Regions from separate parts of the Homo sapiens genome. Here region 1 is linked to region 2. Evidence: read pairs that join two places in POLR2A ChIA-PET (ENCODE). Cell type or tissue: MCF 10A. All regions are shown on one strand. Links, peaks and the distances in the headings refer to the core of each region. The heading gives the core; the rest is flanking DNA.

Evidence for each region. ChIA-PET counts read pairs that join two places held together with the same protein. Peaks named below come from ENCODE experiments on the same cell type or tissue, not always from the same donor. Only the 100,000 strongest peaks of a DNase experiment are listed, where the experiment ranks them.
Region 1: POLR2A ChIA-PET joins it to region 2 with 14 read pairs; 2 of 35 experiments call an interaction of 5 or more read pairs at or near these places.

The regions. Positions count from the first base shown.
Region 1 is chr1:24,147,350-24,155,673 of GRCh38, forward strand. IFNLR1 (interferon lambda receptor 1) reads right to left here. Exons shown (of 7, transcript NM_170743.4): 7 at 6,819-8,324. It overlaps LOC124903879 (a long non-coding RNA gene), which reads left to right and starts at 4,085. Exons shown (of 3, transcript XR_007065544.1): 1 at 4,085-4,390; 2 at 7,663-7,843. RefSeq lists enhancers at 5,548-6,145, 6,146-6,743, 6,744-7,341. In MCF 10A, for the core only: a CTCF peak has its summit at 3,262 (motif pointing right); DNase peaks (open chromatin) are centred at 2,652, 3,312 and 4,002.
Region 2 is chr1:24,317,984-24,326,307 of GRCh38, forward strand. It overlaps GRHL3 (grainyhead like transcription factor 3), which reads left to right and starts at 1,374. Exons shown (of 16, transcript NM_198173.3): 1 at 1,374-1,585. The coding sequence starts at 1,569. GRHL3-AS1 (GRHL3 antisense RNA 1) reads right to left here and starts at 4,008. Exons shown (of 2, transcript NR_183722.1): 1 at 3,683-4,008. RefSeq lists a silencer at 3,907-4,046 and enhancers at 4,114-4,631, 4,632-5,147. In MCF 10A, for the core only: no CTCF peak of the experiment used is centred there; DNase peaks (open chromatin) are centred at 1,378, 1,728, 4,408, 5,438 and 3 weaker places.

The sequences.
Region 1 (8,324 bases), core at 181-8,180, 170 kb before region 2:
TTCTGATTGCAAAGAGCCCGCTGGTATTCCTCTGTACCCTCCACATGGCTGAATGTAGAGCAGGTATCCAACATCGACTTACAGCGTTGACCTTCAGAGCAGCAGTTTCGCCTTGCTGATTCTCAGACCTCCAGGAAAAGCACTTGTTTTCTGACAAATTTCTCCAGTGCACCCATGCACTGTCTTGCCTCTGAGAATCCCTTTCCACCTCCACTTTCCTGTCTCACTCCGATTCATTCTTCAGGCCTCTGCTTAAATTCACTTCCACCAGGAAGCTTCCCCTGTGTGAGCTGCTCCCTTGGTTGGGTTGGGAACACCAGCTCTGTGTTCCCATCTCCTAGTATGCATTGCATGGTGCTTTCCCATTCCCCATGGCACTGACTACAGGGACAAGGCCTGGAGCTCGCTCTCCTGGGTATCTCAGTGTCTAGTAGGAGCTGGCACAGAGCAGGTACTTCGTAAGATTTGCTGAATGAATGAGTGTGCCGGAGAAAGCTGGCCAGGGCTTTAAGACTGTAGGGAACATCCCCAAGCTATAGAAAAAGCACATTTTACAATGAACTACTCGGGAATGTGATCTGCTCCTGTCCCTTCTCTCAACACCCAGGAATAACAGAAGCACAACATCAAAAGGCAGTGGGCTGTTTCCCGGAAGTCTTCAGGGAGTGTGGAGTGCTGTCTCCGTGGTTGATGACTCTGCAGGGGCAGGTCCTAGAGGGGTTCCTGCTCATTCCTGGAGAGCAGGAGCAAGGAACGAAGCCTGAGAGCCCATCTGACTCCAAGGCCTGGGCTGTGTCAATCAGGGACATTGAGTACATGGCCCAGGTCCGGAGTCTGGGTCTGGTCACAACCTTGCACCTGACTTCAGGTGACTATGAATAGTTCTTGTCCCCTCTTGAGGTCTCAGTTTCTCTGTCTGTAAAGGAGTCTTGGTCTAGAAGTCTCCTAAGGGCCTCTGCAGCTTGCATGGCCTCTGCTTCCATGTCACTTTGGGGTTGGAAACCTCCCCTGACATCCCAGAATTCCCTTCATGACCAATGTCATTCACACAAACATAAAGTCATTGTAGAATTTCCTGACTCTACTTATAATTTCAGCTCTCTCTTGGGAGTTTGAAGTTCCAGAAGCTTATTACATGCCTATAAGGCATGTATAAGGCCATGCTTCTTCATAAAAACATTAAGAAGATCATGCATTTCCAGCCAGGATGGGGGAGCACTTTCATAGGCCCCCACAGGAGCCAAGGGAAGTGAATGGAACATGGGCTTTGAGTAGACAGACCCGGTCTGAATTCTAGCTCTGCCACTTCCCTGCTGTGTGAGGGTCCCTTAGCCTCTCGTCCTCAGCTTCCTCATCTAGAAATGGAAATAAGTCTCTACTCCTCAGTGTTGCTGGGTTGCTGTCTCTGGACCGTTTCTGAGAAGGAGGTCTCACGCAGCAAGCATCCTCTGTTACAAAATGAGGAACCCAAGGACCAATGAGTTCCCTTAAAAACCTTTGCAGGCCGGGCGCAGTGGCTCACGCCTGTAATCCCAGCACTTTGGGAGGCAGAGGCGGGCGAATCACGAGGTCAAGAGATGAAGACCATCCTGGCCAACATGGTGAAACCGCTTCTCTACTAAAAATACACTGGGCGTGGTGGTGCACACCTGTAGTCCCAGCTACTCAGGCAGGAGGATAGCTTGAACCCGGGAGACAGAGGTTGCAGTGAGCCAAGATTGCATGCCACTGCACTTCAGCCTGGGGACAGAGGGAGACTGTGCCTTAAAAAAAAAAAAAAAGAAAGAAAGAAAAGAAAAAAGAAAAAAAAACCTAGACTGCTGGTGTGCAGGTGTGGGGATGGAGGGAGGTGGGCATGAGGGCAATGATAACATTCCCTTAGAAGTTTGAGTCTGGGTGTGGTGGCTCACGCCTGTAATCCCAGCACTTTGGGAGGCCAAGGTGGGCGGATCACCTGAGGTCAGGAGTTCAAGACCAGTCTGGCCAACATGGCAAAAACTCATCTGTACTAAAAATACAAAAATTAGCCGGGCGTGGTGGCAGTCACCTGTAATCCCAGCTACTTGGGCAGCTGAGGCAGGACAATCATTTGAACAGGGAGGCGGAGGTTGCAGAGAGCCAAGATTGTACCACTGTACTCCAGCCTGGATGACAGAGCAATACTCCGTCTCGGGAAAAAAAAAAGAAGTTTGAGTTGGCCATCATTTCTGAGGCCCGATTCCAGGGCTGGAGAAAGTAACGGCATTGCATCCTGCAGGTTAGGCGTCCAGGCTGGGTTAGAGTTACTTAGAAGCAGGGGCTTTCATGAAAGGGCCTGGAGCTCAGAGATGGGAGTGTGGGGGCTCCAGGCTCCTACTGGACTCTGGCTTCCCAGATGGTCCACTAAGCACCTGGAGAAACAGACTCAGAGTGGGGTGGGATATGTCCCACCCTGGAGGCACCGCCCTCCTAGAGAGGGGCCTCTCGCCATATGCTGATGGTTTTGTCCACCAGGACAGGGCACTCCTCGTGACCTTATCCTCTTCATCCACTTAAATAAGCAGTTGGGGGAAATAAAAAGACTCAGCTTATATAAAGCCATCACACCTCCATGTCATGTATCGTCACACGCCAAGGGTGGGGCTCCCAGGGCTGGAACCGGTCCTGGTGTCAACCAGTATCTCTTGAGGAACTGACTCATGGAGCTGACTCACGCATTTAGATATAACTTCTAGTCTGTTTTCTAGAAAAAACACCCCCAACCCTCATTACTTCAGCCCCACTTTATGCACACAGGAATGAGCTCAGGGAAGATGCGCAGGCAGCCATTGATCAAAACCTAAATCACATGGGAAACAATCAATTACAGAATAATAAGTCCCAGACCAAGTGTTAAGGTCCTGTTCTGTCTCCCGCGTACTCCCTCCAACATCACTATGCTCGCTGAGCAGCACCAGTGCCCCCTCAGAGCAGATGCTGGGCGAGGGAGGACGGGCACCGACGGGCAACGGGAATTTGGGATCAGGATGGTATCATCGCATGCGAGAGCTCCTGCAACCTTATATGTAAGTCAGTCACAGCCGTCCACTTACTGACTCCAATTCATACGCCAATTCACTCACTTATTCTTTCATTCACTTACTCAATCCCAAGCTTCCACTCTGTGCCAGGTGCTGGTGCCAAGAGGAAAAGCAACCCCTTTCCTAAAGGAAGTTTTCAGGGCGTCCATTACCCCAGCCCTCCCCTCTCCAGGTTCCCTGAGCTCGGTTCGGGTAAGACCGCGCCCAGCCGCCCTGACATACCACCACCGTCCAGGAGGTGGCAGCAGACAGGTTCGGAGAAGCTCAAGGGCGGCGACCCAGCAGTAGGAGGAGGAGGAGGGCGGGCGGGTCACCTGGAGAGGACGTCCTTCCCTGTTTCCTGGAAAGGACCAGATACCCGAAGCTGGCCACAAGCGGGCATGGTGGCGGGTGTCTGTAATCCCATCTACTCGGGAGGCTGAGGCAGGAGAAGCGTTTGAACCCGGGAGGTGGATTCACTGTCTCCTTGTCTTTGTGAATTAGCAAGGACATTTGGTTACAAGTAATAGAAGGCCCTGGCTTAAATGCTGGGGTGGGGGAGGAAACATAATTTCTCACTCCTTCATAGTAGAGACAGATCGCCCTGTAACAAAAGACAGATTACCAAGAGAAAAGCAAGCAAGTCTGTAATACGTGCAGCACACATCACGAGGGAGAAACCTCAAAAGAAAGGTGATGGTGCAGTGGCTTATGACTCTGGCTTAGAGAGCATCTTCAACAAAGAACAATAAATTTTATCCTGACAAAACGCTGTCAGGAATAACGCTCAAAATCCTAAGGAAATTGAACACTCGAACAAAGGATTCTTAGCAAAGTAATTTTACTTCTGCGCAGACGGGTGCCTCCTTGGCCAGTCGCCATGAGAGCACACCTGAACAAAGGGCAAGAGAGCCTTTAATTCTGACGCAAATCCTGCCCCTGTACTCTTTCCCCATTGGCCGGGGTCCGGTCGTACAATCTAAACGAATCCCGGTTGGCTAAACATTTGAATTTTTTTACATAAGGTGGGCACGTAAAAGAAATTGGAGAGGGCGGGGAAGGGGTGTCTGTCATGAGCTAGAAAGTTAGTCTTCTTTCCAAATAAGGAAAGGAATGTGAGCTGGTACTGATAACCCCTGGTACTGTGGTGTGCCTGGGCATCTAACAAAGGCAAAAAGGAGAAAAAGGGGTACTATGAATTAAAGAATAAAAGATGGATCAGATTATTTGAAGAGAAACCTCATCATATCCCACAACGGGAACAGGAAAAAAAAAACACACAATACATTTTAGAGAAGTGGCAAGACAAAGGAAAGCAGGTTTAGGCTCCCAAAGGAGGGACCTCTGAGAAGGTAAGTGCATGGGAGTAAACTGATGGCATAAGGTTTGTAAAAGTTGTCTCCAGTAAAGAATTTATAACCTGCCTTTCGGCGGAAAGAGGGGAGCTCTTCCTCTGTTTGCTGCTTTTTAACTACCTTAGCTAAAAAATATTCAAAATTATCGTGTCAAAGAGGCATATTTGGGGGTAACACATTCTGGTTTCTTTCATGGACTTGTATGTAGGTTGCAAGGGGCCGGGCATGATGCCTCATGTCTGTAATCCCAGCACTTTGGGAGGGGAGTGACCAGGTTGGCCAACATGGCGAAAACCTGTCTCTACTAAAAATACAAAAACTAGCTGGGCACAGTGGCTCACTCCTGTAATCCTAGCACTTTCAAAGGCCGAGGCAGGTGGATCACTTGAGGCCGGGAGTTCGAGACCAGCCTGGGCAACATGACGAAACCCTGTCTCTACTGAAAAAAAAAACAACAAAAAACCAACATGGCAAAACTCCGTCTCTACTAAAAATACAAAAATTAGCTGGGCATGGTGGCGAGCATCTGTAATTCCAGCTACTCAGGAGGCTGCGGCAGGAGAATTGCTTGAACCCGGGAGGAGGAGGTTGCAGTGAGCAAAGATCACGCCATTGCACTACAGCCTGGAGACACAGCGAGACTCCATCTCAAAAAAAACAAAACAAAACAAAACAACAACAAAAAACAAACAAAACAAAACAAAAAACCAAACCAAAATTAGCAGAATGTGATGGTGCACAGCTGTAATCCCAGCTTCTTGGGTGGCTGAGGCACAAGAATCACTTGAACCTGGGGGGTGGAGGTTGCAGTGAGCTGAGATGCTGAGATCACGCCACTGCACTCTAGCCTGGGTGACAGAGAGAGACTCTGTCTATCTAGAAAAAAATATTTTTAAAAGTGGGATGAAGTCGAGGCTGGGGTGCAGCTGCACCTGGGGGAAGGGACCAGAAGCAGGGGTTGCCGTTTCTTGTCTCGGCAGCCCACGTGGCAGTGGCTGCTTTCTTGTCTTGTCTGCAGACTGTTCCTCAGACTGGGAAATGTGGCCATGGCAGATTGGAAGGTACCTGCTCCAGGCCCAGCCAGCCAGGGAGACTACTGAATTCCAGGGAGAGGGACTTGTCAGATCAGCTAGGCTTGGGTCTAGCGCCTGCCCTGGCACCAATAAGAGGTGACAACTGCGGGCACAGTGCTAAGACAGTCACCAGGTGGCCTTGAGAGAGTTGTTGGAAACTGGGAGACCCTTGCTAATGGAGAGCTGCTGGAATGAGTTTGGCAATGCAAAGCTAGGCGCACAGGTGCTGTTCCATATCCTTCCATGGACCATAGTTGCAGCTGGGTGAGCTGTCAGCTCCAGCCTCACTACAACAAGGGATATTGGCTGGGGACCCTGCCCTCAGCCCCATGGCACTCCCCTTTCTTGTGCACTCAGCTTGGTGGATTCCAACTGCAAGTACCTGCAACTCTGCCTCAGGGAACGGCCTCCACACTGGACTGATGGGAGGGAGTAGCTAGACTCCCTGGCTCCTGCCCCTGGCAGTGGGACCAAATCTGAATTGCATCCTACATTGACTTCCAGAGCTCTCCAGGGGCACTGAGGTCCAGCTGCCCACAGCAGGGACCTGTTGATGACACACTTTGCCTGGCTGCCCTCCTCCCCTACCCTCCTCCCCATCTTGCCTCCACACTCCCCTCCTCCCCTACCCTCCGCCCCATCTTGCCTCCACACTCCCCTCCTGGCGTTACCTGGATCACTGCACTGCTTTCTACCTTTCTACCTTTTCTCTGGGTTTGCTTCTGGGGACCCGACTCAAGACCCTTGTAGTCTTTTTTTTTTTTTTTTCTGAGACTGAGTCTGGCTCTGTTGCCCAGGGTGGAGTGCAGTGGTGTGATCTTGGCTCACTGCAAGCTCCACCTCCCGGGTTCATGCCATTCTCCTGCTTCAGCCTCCCAAGTAGCTGGGACTACAGTCGCCCGCCACCACCCTCGGCTAATTTTTTGTATTTTTAGTAGAGACAGGGTTTCACCATGTTAGCCAGGACGGTCTCGATCTCCTGACCTCGTGATCTGCCCGCCTCGGCCTCCCAAAGTGCTGGGATTACAGGTATCAGCCACCCTGCCTGGCTGACCCTTGTAGCCTTAACAGCTAGGTTTCCCAGAGGAGAGGTGAGGAGCCTTTGAAAAATAAGAGCATAGGCCAGAAACGGTCACTCACACCTATAATCCCAACCAACACTTTGGGAGGCCGAGGCGGGAAGGATTGCTTGAGCCCAGGAGTTTGAGACCAGCCTGGGCAACATAGGAGATTCCATCTCTACAAAAACAAAAAAATTAACCAGGCCTGGTGGGGCATGCGTGCATGACAGAGTGAGATCCTGTCTCAAAAAAAAAAAGATAAGAGCATACGCTTTTCCATTCAATTGTACCTTTTTTCTTTAAAAATAGAGCTCTTTATTTAAACAGTTTAGGGTAATACCAACAAGCAGTAGGATATCGTTTAAATATGACATAAACATAGAAAAAATAGAAATAAATACAAATACATAAGAACAACATATACCGTTAGTAGTCTAAAGGGATACATGTTGCTTTCACCTAAGGCACTAACACTTTTCACGGGATATGCTTCCAGCGCAGGCCCAGCCCACACCGCGCAGTTCCCACCTGCTGTGCACGTGAAAGGGCTTTGTAAACAGTTAAGTGCTGACCACACAAGGCAAATTATTATACTGATTATCATGCCCTTTCCAAATGCTTCTCCTGGCTTTTTGTGAATGACTTAATGACGATAAAGGAGATGGAGTTTAGAGTTACTGGAAAACTTAAGCTATGTCAGAAATTAAACTCTGGAAAAAATTCTTTAAAAAAATAGTAAGGTTTGGCTGGGCGCGGTGGCTCACGCCTGTAATCCCAGCACTTTGGGAGGCCGAGGCGGGCGGATCACCTGAGGTCAGGAGTTCGAGACCAGCCTGGCCAACATGGTGAAACCCCGTCTCTACTAAAAATACAAAAAAATTAGCCAGGTGTGGTGGCGGGTGCCTGTAATCCCAGCTACTTGGGAGGCTGAGGCAGGAGAATCACTTGAACCCGGGAGGTGGAGGTTGCAGTGAGCCGAGATTGTACCACTGCACTCCAGCCTAGGCAAAAAGAACAAAACTCCGACTCAAAAAAACAAAACAAAACAAAAATGGTAAGGTTTAAGAATAGAAACGGAGTGGTTATTTCATACAAGTCTAAGATGATGCTGATGATAGCTTTTACTTTTTTGAAGTTACCTCCACGAAGCAGCTCGGCTGGTGCCAGAGAGAACATCGGTACAGGTCTGGGAATTTCCCTGGGAGCTGGCCCCAAGCCACAGCCCTCCCCAGCTCCGTAGTTTGTTTGTTCTTCCTCTCCTGGGCTCAATCATCTGGACAAGCCTCACTGCAGGGAAAACCCCTGGGGAGACACAGGTGTGTGTCGTATGTGTGTATGCATGTGTGTGTGTGTGCCCCAGCAGCGGTGAAGGCCTCCTGACCCTTAGAAATCCTGGCTGTGACCTTCATATTTTACTGACATGGACAAGGGGTCAGAGGTTGGCCCGGCTGTGCAGAGATCGAAGCTCTTACCCTTGGGGATGTGCACAAGTCATCAGAGCAGCACTGCTGGGCGACCTTGGACAAGTGCCTTTGCCACCCTTGACCTCAGCTCCTTTGCAACAAAAGGAGTGGTTTGCTAACTTTTTCTTGAGTAGTGGATCCCTCTAAACAAAACCTCACGTGGAAAGCCACAGTGTGTGAATCAGGGCACAGTGAGGCTGCTCTGGTGAAAGTGGGAGGCTCCTATAGCCCCATGGCGCCCCCTGCAACTGCAGCCCAAGGCCTCTGGGGGACATGGTTTGAGAATCCCTGGATGAGATGCCCTAAGAAGCTTTTCCAGTTCTGCCATTTAATG
Region 2 (8,324 bases), core at 50-8,049:
GTTCTCAAACCCAGTACCCCCTCTCCAGAGCCCTGACCCCACCCCAAGAGGGCTCCTTTGAATTCTGACTTTACCCTGAAAAACCTCCATAAATTGGCAGGGGTAGCTGAAACCTCACTTGCCGTTCCCAGAGAAGAGAGAGAGGAGTGGGCCAAGTTGAGGTTTCCAGGAAGACACAGCAAAGAGATAATTTGCCAAAAGGGGAAGGGTGGGGGAGGGGAGAATAGAAAGAGAGAGAGGGAAAAAAAGATGCCAAGATCTCTGGCTTAGATTTAATTTCAAACTAATCCTGGAAGAAGCTCTTTAAAAAGCTCTTACATTCTCCTGTTTGTGTTTGTGGATATTCTGGGGTTTACCAAGCTTGTTCTTTATAGTAGACAGCTCACAGCAATTACTCCACAATTACTTCATCTGACAGGCATTGAATTTCTCCCAAGTTCCCAATACAGAACGAAGCACTTGGAGCCTGTGAAATGACCAGCTGGCTGAGGCTTCAGAGGAGCCTTCAACTTTTCTATCCCTTCTGTGCTGACCAGAGGTATGTGGCTTGCCCACACCCCCTTCACACCCAATAAAAGCCTGTTCTCCTTTACTCCCCCACCCCCTGCCACCAACACACACCCCCCAGATTGTAAACTCCTTTAGAACAGTAACCCCTGTTTTTTCTGGCCTCAGTTTCTCCAGAACCCAGAGTAGGGTCTGGCACACAACGGGTGCTCAATGAATGTCTACTGAATTGAGGCCACTGACTTCAGCCCAAGGGGCAGCCAGACTTGGAGTGAGATGACTGCAGATTGGATCTGGGCTGGGACCTCGCTAGCTGTGCCCTTGGGCAAGGCACTTTGCCTCTCTGGCCTCCATTTCCTCCCTCATCTGTAAAATATGTGTTGAAGAGGAAGGGGGAAGCGATAATAAATCTACCACGGTAGGTTACTTTAAGAACCAAAAGAAGTCACTTGAGTAACTGCAAAAGATTATTCAAAAATATTACCTTAAAGGGGAAACTGAAAAAAAGGGAACTTATACAAAGATCTACCTGGGAAAAGTTGCTCTCTCCTTTGAGAATTCCCCAGTGGTACAGAAGGAGGGGGCAAAGAAATTTGGGGGTGGGGATGTTTCTGGGTATCTGGGACAATGACTAGAAACAGGAATCAAGTTTTCCTTTAAGCCAAGTTATCTGTTTGTCCCTGTACTTTTCCTCTAGTTATCTTGCTTCTTTCCAACATTTTCTTCTCCATCCCTCCTCCCTCATCTCCACCCCCCACCCCCTCACCAAGGAAGGAATTGGCCAGCTCCACCCAGCCAGTCCCCCATAGCTCCGCCCTCCTCGGCGGGCTAAGAGTTAACAGCTGCACCTGTTGAGGTATACCTCCAGTCGCCGGCACCTGTACCTGTAGCCAATCAGCGCCAGCGCTGCTGGGAACCTACCTGTCAGCAAAATCTCGACACCCAAACCTCAACATAAATCAAACACTTTCCCGGGCAGAGAATGTCTGTGTCAGGCAAGAATTAGAGACAAGCGGTCAGCAGAGCCTCAGTGCTGATCGTCGGAGCTTGGGAGCAGGAAGATGTCGAATGAACTTGAGTGAGTAAACATCGGTGGATACCTGCCGCTCTCAGAGCGTGGAGGCTGGATGGGGTTTCCTGGAGGGGGAAGAGCGGGGAGGCCGGCACCGGGATTCACAGAGCAATTTGTAAGGGTAAATGAATGGGCTGACGATCTTACTTTGGCGTGTCAAGGCAAGCCCCAGTCTCAAGCTAGAGGTGAGTGTTTCCCTGGGAAAATAGTTTTTCTCATTCTCTTTGCTGAGCAGTTTCGAGCCAGGCAGGGAAACACAAGACTGAAACTGTGAAGGTTTCTGGCACCACTTTTTGATCCTCTGAAGGGGCCTTGGAAATCAGACGACCCCAATCCCATCGAGGCTTTCTATCTTCTTGCCAAAAGGAACTTCTTTAAGGTAGTTCTAAGAGCTGTCTTAGGCAGAGAGTTGGGTTTCTCTAAAGGGACTTGTTTGCTGGGTTGGAACAGTCCCAAGTGGGAAGGTTACAGTGTGGTGGTTAAGCATGTGTACTCTTTGTAGTGGGCTTGACCTAAGTTCAAATCCAGGCTCTGTCCCTGGGTGATCTCAGACAAGACATTCAATTTTTCTGGGCTTCATTTTCCTCATCTGGAAAATGGGTACAAGAATGCTTTGTAGAATTCTGGAAAGAGTTAAGTGTGATAAATGCTGTAAAATGCTTAGCATAAAGCTATGGTCTGAAGATGCGTTCAGTAAAATGTGGTTCCTCTCATTCAGAGGCAGTTCTAAGGCTGGGGAAGATGAGAAGTGATTTTTGGTAGGTCACCTCTTTTGGCTGGGAGGATGCATGTGCCTTCCTGCCCACATCTGAGATTTAAGATCCTGACTGACTGATGCTGATCTTCACCATGATGTCCTTCTTGGGGTCCAGACCTTAGAGAAGGTAGGGTGAGGCTGGGATCTGGGCTGCTTTAGATTGGGTTCAGGGAGCTGGCAGGAGAAGCCAGAATCCTTTAAACACAGGCTCTCCTTTTCCTGCCACCCTCAGAGGTGAGTGGGCAGAGGCAAGGATTGTACCATCTTTTTTCTAACTGCTCCTCAACAGACTTTTAAGAACTTGAAGATCTGTGGGCAGACAGCAGTGCTAGGTCCTGACTGCAGACCGGATTCTATGTTCTAGCTAGCCCTTCAGCTCTTCATGTTCACAGCACAATCACTTGGGTTAACAGGCACATTTCTTTTGAATGAATTTCCCGGGGTTGACAATGTATTGACAATTGGACCGCAATGAGAATAAGAGCAGGAGCATTGGTACTGACACCTGGGTTCAAGTCCCAGCTCTAGCACTTATAGCTGTGTGATGTTGAGCAAGTCCCTTAATCCTCATCTGTAAATAGTGGCCAACAGTAGTATCCACCTCATGGGGTTGTTAGAGGATTTGACAATTTTAGAATAGTGATTGCTTTTAAGGCTGGTGGAGAACACACCAGTAACACCATTGTCATTTCATGTAGAACTAACCAATCAATGAGCATTCCCAAACCTCTTGCTATTTTTCCATACTTTGAACGCGCAAAAAAATCTTGACATGTGTCTCCATCCCACTTAAATTTGCTGGCTAAAACTGCGGAGGCTACAGACAGAATCTATTCATTACTGCACGTTAGGGGGTATGTGTTCTGAAGCTGGGTTACTTGAACAGAAAGGTTTCTTGCTTTTCTCCTCCCTAATGGTTTGGATTTGAAGTCAGATCCGCTGACAGTTGAGGCTTCTCAGTTTGGGGTGGGGTGAGGGAAGCCAGTTGCCTGCTGAGTAATTGCAGGCGGACTCCAAGCCACCATTTGAGATTACAGTGGCAGAGCCTGGGGGCTCAGCTGCCCCTACTGGTAAGGGGAGGGCACCCGGCGCTTGGCTTGCAAGTTCTGAGCTGCTGTTGCTTCTGCGGCCTCGACATTCTCCTAAAAAGTGCCAAGTTAAGAGGACTGGCCATAGCTTACAGCTTGGGCCCTCATGGAATGGCCAACTCTGGCCAGGCCTTGATATAGTGGCAAAAGTGGGACTTGCCTGTCACTCTAAATTCTGCCACTTACCAACAGCAGGATCCTGGTGAATTTGTTTGTCCTCCCTGACCCTCAGTCTGCTCATCTGTCTGTAACACCTACCTGGCAGGAACAACTGTGAGCTCCCAAATGTGGACCAGAGCTCCATCCGCGCCCGCCCGGTGGCCAGGCCCCGGGTGTAAGGCGGCACTTCGAAGGCTGGTCTCTGAGAAGCATGGAGGCCCCGGCGGTGTAGTTAGAAACCAGCTGGAGGTGGCTGGCGGGTGCTGAGCGCCGGGCCTTTCATGTGGTCGCAGCGCTCTGGGTGCCTGGAGCCCGCAGCCCTGGGCAGCCCCGGGCTACCGCAGGGCGCAAGGGATCCTGGGCTGCGGCCGAGGGCGCCGGAAGTCGCCGCCGACCGCCTGGGTCTCGCAGGAAAACAGCCGGCGCCCGCGAGCTGCCCAGCGTCGGGTTTTCCTGAAGGTGCGTCGGGGCCCCCGGGGAGCTGGAGCCGCAGGCGACCTCCCCGGTGACCTGTTGTTCCCCTCTGGAGGGCCGGCCGGCGCTCCAGGCAGGCCCCGTTGACAGCCCAGGAAGGGAGAGTTTCGCCGCAAAGGGGCTTGGCACACAGTAGGTCTAAGGCACCGAGGCAGGAGCGTCCCCCGCGGCCTCGCTCCCTGCTCTCTGGGCCCCACCGCTGCCGCCTGGAGTCTCCCCTCAGCCTCGCAGAGACGCGACTCGGTTGGGGGAAGGGGACTAGAACCGTCGCAGTCCTGACCGCGGCCGCCGCCGCCGTTCTATCTGATCTCCAGGAGCGCCGGCTCCAGACTGCCTGGAGCGCTGAAAGAGTTAATCAGGAACGCCTCCCCGCTGTGGTTTTGTGGTCGAAACCATGATTGCCAGGAGCAAATTTTTGTCGTGCACGAGGTGTGTTATTAAAAGTCGGAGCTACGCTGCTGCTGAATGAAAAGTTAAAAGCCCTCTTTGAGTTCGGGCTGTAAAACTGGCGGACTGGGCCGAGAGGCTTGAGCCAACCCTAACGGCGGCGGCCCGGGCGGCGCGGGGGTCCTGCGGCTCCGCCAGCTGCTGGGAGCGGGCAGGCTGCGCAGTCCCAGCAGTGAGTGGCCGCAGCCAGGCGGTCGGCAGAGCTCCCACTGACCCACCGGAGGAGTGAAGAGGGAAAACGGGGCTGAAACCCAGATGGGATCATCCAGCTTTCTCTTACGTTAGAACAAAAATGACAGCCAACATTTATGGAGCGCTGACTCCGCATCTGACATTGTGTCGAGTGCTTGATAAATACACGCTCTTCTTTAAACCCTCCCAACAAACTAATGCGGGATGGGAGTGTAAATGCAGTTTTGCCGAAGAGGGGACCCAGACCTGGTTCAGGCTTGCCCAAGGTCTCACGGAAGCACTGGGATCTTAACCGGGTCTTAGCCGAGCAGCCATAGGCCACCCCGCTTCCTCTGTGCTTAGCCTCTGAAAAGAAGACAGAGGAGATGTGCCAAACTGTTAAGAGTGGTTATTTCTGAGCAGAAGAATGTGGATGAATTCCATTCTTCCTATTTTTCTGTAGGTTCTACATGTTATATATTTGTTGTATTTTACAAACCTATGTTACCTTTGGAGTCGTTAAGGGGAAGAGAGGGAGTCATTATTTTGAAAGAGAACACCTAGAACAGTGTTCTCAAACTGTGGTCCGTGGACCATCATCATCATCATCATCACCTGGGAACTAGTTAAAAATGCAAATTCTCAGCCCCACCCTAGACCTACTGAATCAGAAACTGGGGGTATGGCTCAGCGTTATGTGTTTTCACAGGCCCTCCAGGTGATTCTGATGCGTGTCCAAGTTGTAAAACTGTTGGCCTAGAAGACCAGGCAGAGGACTGGGAAGCAGGAGGTTCCCAAATCCACTACTGACCTGCAGTGTAGTTGCTGAGTCAGCAGGCTGAGAGCTTAGTTCCAAGATCACACCTGTGTTTTAAGCCCAGCTCTGCCACCTATAGATTGGGTGACTTGGATGAGCTCCTTAACCTAAGTGTCAGTTTTTGCCCATGTAAAATGATGATAAAAATACCCACCTCACAAGGCATGTATGAGAATAAAAAGGCACAAGGCCTGACTCTATGAAATAATTGAGTTCCTTTCCCTCTCTTGCCTTCCCTCCCCTCTCTGGAACTCAGCTTTCCTATCTAAAATGCCGCAAATAATCCTGGCTGGCTGCCTCCCCCTCTCTATTCCTTTTGCCTCCTAAAAAGGTTAGAACAACTGACCTAGTGAAAGTCTTGAAGGGAAATTATCTCTCCGTTATTTGATGGTATTTCTCTAGGCTTTTCCAGGAGGTCAGCAAGAATTGGGAACTTTCAAGGGCAGGGACCGAAAGGGGACAGAACAGTGTAGCCACATGAATGGCAGTGGCCTTCACCTTTTTTGTCCTCAGCACCCAGTACGTGGCCATTTACAGAGTAATCCTCAGTGAATGTTTGTTGAGTGAATCAGTGAGTGAATAAATGAAGGGATGTGGCACCCCCGGGTTTACAGGTGGATTTCAACTTCTTTCACACCTCAGTTGAACAATAGATGGGGGGAGAAAAGGAAAATTAGACAAGACACCAAGAGGAGAATATAGCATGAAAGAAAAATTCCCATACAGGGAAGAATTTTTAAAATAGCAGAAACTCACTTTCTTCTCTAATTAGGAAAGGGCACCTAGATAATTTACATGCAACTAAAAGTGTCTGCTGCAGCCTGACCACCGTCAACTTGCCCACCTGGGTCCTGACGATGAAGCTGGTAGTGCGTGTTCCTCTTAAGTGGAAATCTCCAAGCATCAGGATGATTCTGCCAGCTAGGAAGAGATATCCCGATTCATAGGCTGGAAAAGGCTGTGAATTGTGCAGTTTGCTGGGGACTACCCCACAAAGTATTAGTAATAATAATAAAAGTAGTTCACATTGTTATGTGCTGGCACTATGCTGATCGCTTTACCTGCATTACCTCATTGCATCTTCCAACAGTAATACTTCACAAAGTTGTAAAAAACAAAGACAATGACTAGAAGTTGTTAGCCAGCACCCGGTACTTGGTAATCCCTCAATGAACGGTAGCTCTCATAGCAATTCTGTGAGGTTAGCATTCTCATTGCCTCACATTTTGCAGGTAAGAAAACAGGCACAGAGATGTCAGGTTGCTTGCTTAAAGTCACCCAGTAAGTAGCAGAGCTGGACCTGGAACCCAGGTCTGCAAAGCTCTGGGCCCACTCCCATAACGATGAGTTCATACTGCCTCATGCAAACTGGAGTCATTACAGAGCCATGCCCTACACTCTGCCATTTCCCCATTGAGGCCCCCAAATGAGCCCCCAGCCCATGTGACGAGGCACATTTCACAATCTGTACACCCAGAAAACCAGATGGGCCACTGGCAGGCACGAGAACCCTGGGGCGCCCCTGTCGTGCCCAGGGAACATCGTGTGTGGGGCTGACTGGAAAATGATTCCTCTGTGAGCAGTTGTGTCAGGGCCTCCCTGTGGGTGATTAGAGAGTGATTGATCACTGTTAATGAGGTTGGGTGGCTCATGGCAGGATTTAGCAAGTCATTGGGAGTATCTGGGTGTCAACACCCAGCTCAGGCGGCCCCTGGAACTCTTCCTTCTCTGGCTGAAGGGAAGTGGGGTCTAGCCTGCTGGATCTGTCCTGTGCCACACACCTTCTTTGGTGGAGCTTGAGACCACCTCCTTTGGTGTTGGGTTTTCTTCCCACCTTCTGGAAAGTTGAGTGAGTACTTTCTTTTCTGTAGCTTAACTACTGAGTCCCATCCTGCCGTATGCTGCATGTCCTTAGGCAGGTGCCTCTCTGGAACTAGACCTCTGAGGTCTGTCTGCATCCTAAATTGCTAGGATTCTAACAGAAGGAAATGATACCAAAAGTTCTCAACTGATGGCTGAGACAGCATTTCCTTGGTCTTATTGGGGGTTTTAAGTAGCTCAGCCAGAAAGCAGTGGGCATTTTGACTCAGAAGAGACTTGTTGGGATGAAACCCCACTTTACCACTCTAGACTTTCACCATCCTGGTGCCCAGAATGAGGCATGTTGGAGCCATGAAGGCTGAGGCTGACTGGGCATGGAGCAGCTGGCACCACACCCCTGTTGTGCCGAGTGCCAGTGAACTGGGGAAAGGTCCCATCCCCTCCTCCCAGAGCACTGGCCCCGGCAATTTGCACTTCCTCACAGACTGGACGGGAGGCCTCAAGAAGTGAGGCCTATCAGGTAGACCCCTGAGCTCCTCTCTCTTGATCTTGTTGCCTGCTCTCTCCTAAATGGAGGAGAAGCCAGACGGGGAGACTCTGAGGAGGCGGCTCTGTGAAGGTTCTGGATGCTGGGAGCCAGAGACCTCAGTTCTAGGCCTGATGCCTTGAGGTACAAGCTCAGTGGCCTTAGGCAAGCCAGTGGCCCTCTCCATGGCTCAGTTTTTCCTCAAATGAGGACAGTCATAACTTCCCTCCCTACCTGACAGGGGCGTTGTAAGATCAGAGGTGATGACAGATGTATGAGAAGCACATTGAAAAATATAACACTATGCAAATGTGAGGGATTATCAAATCTTGGATTTCCTCCTTAGTGGGCTGGCTTTCCTTAAAACAAGGTGGCATATGCAAAGTACCTGGCTCACACCTGGCACACAGTAGGCGGACAAGCTCTGGGAGCTGTGCCAGGCTGATGCCTTTGATCTTGCCTTTCCTTTGATCTGGAAGGTCCAA